2 separate regions of the Homo sapiens genome follow, and region 2 is linked to region 1. A link is an interaction called in ENCODE POLR2A ChIA-PET data of the cell type or tissue named here. Cell type or tissue: GM12878. All regions are shown on one strand. Each heading gives the region's core, and the rest is flanking DNA. Links, peaks and the distances in the headings are about the cores only. Region 1 has its middle 15 kb from the start of WHRN. Region 2 overlaps AKNA (AT-hook transcription factor).

What was found. ChIA-PET counts read pairs that join two places held together with the same protein. Peaks named below come from ENCODE experiments on the same cell type or tissue, not always from the same donor. Only the 100,000 strongest peaks of a DNase experiment are listed, where the experiment ranks them.
Region 2: POLR2A ChIA-PET joins it to region 1 with 6 read pairs; 4 of 35 experiments call an interaction of 5 or more read pairs at or near these places.

The regions. Positions count from the first base shown.
Region 1 is chr9:114,519,245-114,522,158 of GRCh38, forward strand. No RefSeq gene overlaps it. Among named protein-coding and RNA genes, the nearest start is that of WHRN, 15 kb to the left of the region's middle. In GM12878, for the core only: no CTCF peak of the experiment used is centred there; no DNase peak of the experiment used is centred there.
Region 2 is chr9:114,381,661-114,384,574 of GRCh38, forward strand. All of the region lies in intron 1 of AKNA (AT-hook transcription factor), which reads right to left. Among named protein-coding and RNA genes, the nearest start is that of AKNA, 4.9 kb to the right of the region's middle. RefSeq lists enhancers at 1-912, 1,047-1,862. In GM12878, for the core only: a CTCF peak has its summit at 1,536; a DNase peak (open chromatin) is centred at 1,481; H3K4me3 peaks cover 1,647 bases; H3K27ac peaks cover 2,365 bases.

The DNA.
Region 1 (2,914 bases), core at 263-2,762:
AAATAAATGCAAACGTTTTGGGTGTATAGCTTTTATTTATGTAATTATCCATTCATTTATTCAGTGTGATATTGTGATTTATAATAAGAAATATATTTTTTGGTCTTTGACCCCAATTCCTGACACAGAGCTGCTAATCCCTTGGAATTTCCTGGATGATAGAAGCATATTTTGTTCTAATGAGGCAGCTCTTAGTGGGTTCCTGAATGGAGGTGGTCGCCAGAAACATGAAACCGTGATTAGAAGCTCAGAACTTTCAGCCTCACACTGCCTACCCGTATCCCCCAGGAAGGGAAGAGGAGCTGGAGACTGAATTAATAATCTACCATGTGATAAAACTCCAAAAAATCCCTGAACTATGGGGTCCAGAAAGCTTCTAGGTTGCTGAACACAGGAAGGTTCTCAAAGGGTGTCAAGCCCACAGAAGACGTGGAAGCTCTGCACCCCTTTCCCACATACCTTGACTTGCGTACCTCTTCCTCCACTATTTGTCTATATCCTTTGTACCATCCAGTATAATAAACTGGTAAGCATAAATACATGTTTCCCTGAGTTCTGTGAGCTGCCCTGGCAAAGATCAAAACTAAGAAGGAGGTTGTAGGAACCTCCGATATACAGCTGGTTGGTCAGAAGCGCAGGTGATGGCGTGGACTTGTGATTGGTGTCTGAAGTGGGTGGCAGTCTTGTAAGACTGCACCCTTAACTTGTGGGGCTTGTGTTAACTCCAGGTAGATAGTGTCAGAATTTAATTGTATCGTACGACACCCAGCTGGTGTTGGAGAATCCGTCTGTGTGGGAAAAAAACTCACATATCTGGGGCCACAGAAGTGTTAACTGTGAGTATAAAGAAAAATTCATTTTTCCTATATACATTCAGTAAAGGTTTATTGGGTGTCTACCAATTGCTAAGTACTTTATCAAACCCTGGGGACTTTTTTTTTTTAATATACGTAGGTATGTAAATATATACATCTTTCCCTACAAAAATGGAATCATCATTATATAGATATTATATATAATTTGAATTTCTCTATCATACCAACAATATGTGGTCAGTCTTTTTCTATGGCAATGCAAATAAATCTACGTCATTCTTAATGACCATTTAGAATTTACCATGATTTCTTTAAGCAATCCTCTGTTATCAGACACTTCAATATTTTAACTTTCTCTTATTGTCAGCATAGCTATAATAAACAATCTTTTGTCTTCTTAACTCTTCAGATAAATTCATAGAGACATAGTAGCTGGCCAAAAGTATATTCTTTTCTAGAGGCTATTATTGATACTTTTTGCCAGCACCTATCAAAAAGACTTCATAGGTAGCGTCTCCCATCAGGAGTATGTAAGAATGCCTATTACCCACTCCTTGTGAACATTCTGCTAAGCCCTGGGGAACTTATTCTTTTTATTCTTTTCCAATTTGAAAAGCAAAAAAATTGGTTGTATGTGTTTCCTTGGGCTACTGTAACAAAGTATCACAAACTGTGTGCTGAAAAGAACAGAAAATGTATTCACAGTTCTGGAGGCTAGAATTCTAAACTCAAGGTATCAGCAGGGCCATCCTGCCTCTGAAACCTGCAGGGAAATCATTCTTGGTGTCCTTCTGGCTTCAGGTGTCTTCCTAGCTTCTGGTGGCTTGCTGGCAATCTTTCGTGTGCCTTGGCTTGCAGCTGCATTGCTCCAATCTCTGCCTTCATTGACATTCGGCTTTCTCCCTGAGTGTCTCTGTCTTCACATGGCCAGCTTCTTATTAGACACCCATTGGCCAGGCACGGTGGCTCATGCCTGTAATCCCAGCACTTCGGGAGGCAGAGGCAGGCAGATCACCCAAGGTCAGGAGTTCAAGCCCAGCCTGGCGTACATGGAGAAACTCTGTCTCTACTAAAAATACAAAAATTAGCTGGGTGTGGTGGCACATACCTATAATCCCAGCTACTTGGGAGGCTGAGGCAGGAGAATCGCTTGAACCCGGGAGGCAGAGGTTGCAGTGAGCCAAGATCAAGCCACTGCCCTCCAGCCTGGGTGATGAGAGTGAAACTCCTTCTCAAAAACAAAAAAACAAAAATCAACAAAAAATAAAAAACACGAAACCCATTTTGTTGGATTAGGGGCCAGTTCTACTCCAGTAGGACCTCATCTTAACTAACTGCATCTGCAATGACCTTATTTCCATATTTCCAAATAAGGTTACATTCTAATAAGATACTGGGGGTTCGGATGTCAACATACCTTTTTCTCTTTTTTTGGCAGAGGAAGACGCAATTCAATCCATAATATTGGTAATGCATGACTTTAACATTTGTTTTCTGTCCCAGCTACTCAGGAGGCTGAGGTGGGAGGATCATTTGAGCCCAGGACTTTGAGGCCAGCCTGGTAACGTAGCGAGACCTTGACTCTTTAAAAAAATGTTTTTTGATTCCTGAAAAGATTAAGCATTTTTCCATATATACCTTTGTTCATTTTTCTACAATAATCTTTGTCTTTATTTACTTTTAAGAACTCTTTACAAAATAAAAATATTCACAACTAAACCCTAGGCTCTTTTCCTCTTTTACTCAATCTCAAACACAGCAAAATGTGTCCAGACTTTGGAGTATTTTTAAATTGTCAGAGTATAGCTTGCCTTGGGTGCTGCTCTCTGCCTACTGGCATGGGGAGAGAATCCTCTTCTTATGGCCCCAGCTGGGGAATGTGACATTTGTGACTTCTGTATTAATCAAAATAGGCTAGATTATGCCACATTAAAAAAATGACCCCAGAAATCTTGGTGAGTCACAGCACAAATATTTATTTCTCACTCAGACCACATGTTCACTGCAGGTTGGCTAAGACCCTGCCCTGCACCATTACTCCAAGACCCAGGCTCCTATTGGAGCTCCCATCTGGGACATTAGCATCAGGAAAACAGAAA
Region 2 (2,914 bases), core at 121-2,620, 140 kb before region 1:
TTTTTTTTTTTTTTTTTTGAGACACAGTCTCACTCTGTTGCCCAGGCTGGAGTGCAGTGGCACAATCTCGGCTCACTGCAACCTCCGTCTCCCAGGTTCAAGCAATTCTCCTGCCTCAGCCTCCTGAGTAGCTGGGACTACAGGTGCACGCCACCACACCCGGCTAATTTTTGTATTTTTTAGTTTCACTGTATTGGCGAGGCTGGTCTCGAACTCCTGACCTTGTGATCCACCCGCCTTGGCCTCCCAAAGTGCTGGGATTACAGGTGTGAGCCACCATGCCCGGCCCCCTCCAGGGTTTTATAAACTAGATGAGACACAGGATGAGGAGCCCAGTGGCCAGTGCACCAACGAACAGGTGTTGAATGCATGCTAGCTAGTGTTACTGCGTACTGGCTCTTCGTGTGGGCATGGGGCACAGGCCCTGCTCATGGGAGAACTGATGGCCCAGGAGGAAGCAGACGATCACCAGGCAACTACAAATCCAGGTGAGATGTGCTGGAGGAGGCACGGGGGCTGCCCTGACACAGGCCAGGGAAGTCTGGTGATCCCAGTTTAGAAGCCGGTTCCTCCAAGAATCCTCTCTGACCTCACTGGGGTAAGAATTCAGATTGAGAGGTGGGGGAGGATGATGAAAAAAGCATTCCAGGCCAGGTAGGAGAGCTCACGCCTATAATCCCAGCACTTTGGGAGGCTGAGGCGAGTGGATCACTTGAGTCTAGGAGTTCGAGACCAGCCTGGGCAACATGGTAAAACCTTGTCTCTACGAAAAATTAGCCAGGTGTAATTGTGCACACCTGCAGTCCCAGCTACTCCAGAGGTCGAGGTGGGAGGATCACTTAAGCCCGGGAGGTCGAAGCTGCAGTGAGCCATGACAGCGCCACTGCACTCCAGCCTGGGCAACAAAGTGAGACCCTGTCTCAAAAGGAAAAAAAAAAAAAAAAAGGTAGCATTCCTGTACCCAACATAATTGAAAAACAGGTGCTCAAATGAAAAGGCATGAAGTCCCAACACATGCTACAGTATAGATGAACCTCAAAAACATTATGCTAAGTGAAAGATGCGACAAAGGTCACATATAGTGTGATTCTATGGATAGGAAATATCCAGGCAAGGTAACTCCTTGGAGAGTGAAAGCAGGCTGGTATTTGCCAGGGGCTGGGGGAGAGGAGAGCGGGCACTAAATGCTTGCTGGGTATGGGATTTCCTTCTGAAGTGATGAAAATGTTTTGCAACTAGATGGAGGTGGCAGTTACACAACACTGTGAATATACTAAATGTCACTGAACTGTTTACCTAAAAATGGTTAGTTTTATGTTATGTGAATTTCACCTCAATTTAAAGAAAACGCCTTCCGAGTGAGGAGTGAGGCGAGCTGGGGGCGGGGAGCAAGCCTACCAGGGGCTTTCCTGGACCTGGGAGTGGTTTCGCCGCCGATGGCTGGGGTATTGAACACAGGGAAAGCCCATCAGAGGTGTGGTTTAAAAGTTCCCCTTGGGCTGCTCTGGGAGAATGAACCAGGGAGGCTGGCCACACGGGGGACCCGTCAGGCGGCTGCTGCAGGAACAGGGTAGCCAGAGAAGGGCTCCTCCGCTGCCTTCCCTCAACCCTCTCCTTCTTTCCCTCTTTCCTTCTCCCTCTCATCTCCTTTTGCCTCTTCCTTCTGACGCTCCTGCTATTTCCCTAAGCGCTTCCTCTATGCCAGCACTGAGCCAGGCCCAGGAAGTGCAAAGCTGACCCAGAGTGGGCACGGTCCCCCAGGGAGCTCCCTGCCATGGAGGGTTCAGAGAACTGCAGCCCATCAGTGCAGCGGCCCCCAGAGCAGCTCACACAAAGGCCTTCTTCCACAGATGGGGAAACTGGGATCCAGAGAGGGGAGAGGCCTTGCCTAAAGCCACACAGGGGTCAGGACAAGGCAGGGGTGAAAGTCAGCCTCCTGGCCCACAGTCTGGGCTTTCTCCCCTGCATGCTGTGTTGAAGGCAGTATGACTCCAGGCCTCCCAGGACAGAAGGTCTGTGTTTGTCCCTTTATCCTCATGAACACTTGGATCCTGCTTGATTTGTGTGGCTGAGAAAAGTCAGCAGGCAACTATTTTTGGACACAAAGTTCCCCAGGGAACAGTGCAGCCCGGGAAAGGCTGACTTCTCAAGGGCTGGAGGAGGGAGGTGCAGGGAATACCATTCTTCCCTCCTTGGCTGCGACTCCTGCTCTGTGGATGGGTGTTCGGGGCTTCTATCCTCTGTCCCCGCCCAGTCTTCCTCTCTACCCCCAAATGCAGAGCCCTACAATTTCCTCCAGATCACCCTGTGTATTGTCCTCCAGCCCCACAGTCCCTACCACATGTGAAGAGCCCACTCGGCGCCAGCCTGGGTTGAAGCTTTACTTTTAAATTCTCAATCTGCCCTCCTACAAACATGAGGGTAGAATTTGGCTAAGATCACCCAGCTACTTCCTGCCACAGCAAGATTTGCAACTGTCAATTCTGGCCTAGTGGTACCCCAATATTTTTTTAATCACACAATCCATCAGTAAAAATATATTTGCTCGAACACATCACGCTAATATATTACATGTATTGGAAAGAGTATTTTCAAAAGTGATCTTCTAAAAAGATGCAATCGAAAATGGGCCAGGTACAGCGGCTCACACCTGCAATCCCAGCACTTTGGGAGGCCGAGGTGGGCAGATCACTTGAGCTCAGGAGTTTGAGACCAGCTTGGGCAACGTGGCAAAAGCCTGTCTCTACTAAAAATAAAAAGGAAAAAGAAAATATATACAGGTGACCCTTAATGACAGTTTGAACCACACAGGTCTACCTATATGTGAATTTTCTTCTGCCTCTGCCACCCCTAAGACAGTAGATCAATCTCCCCCTTAACTCCTCCTCCTCAATGTGAAGATGACAAGGATGTA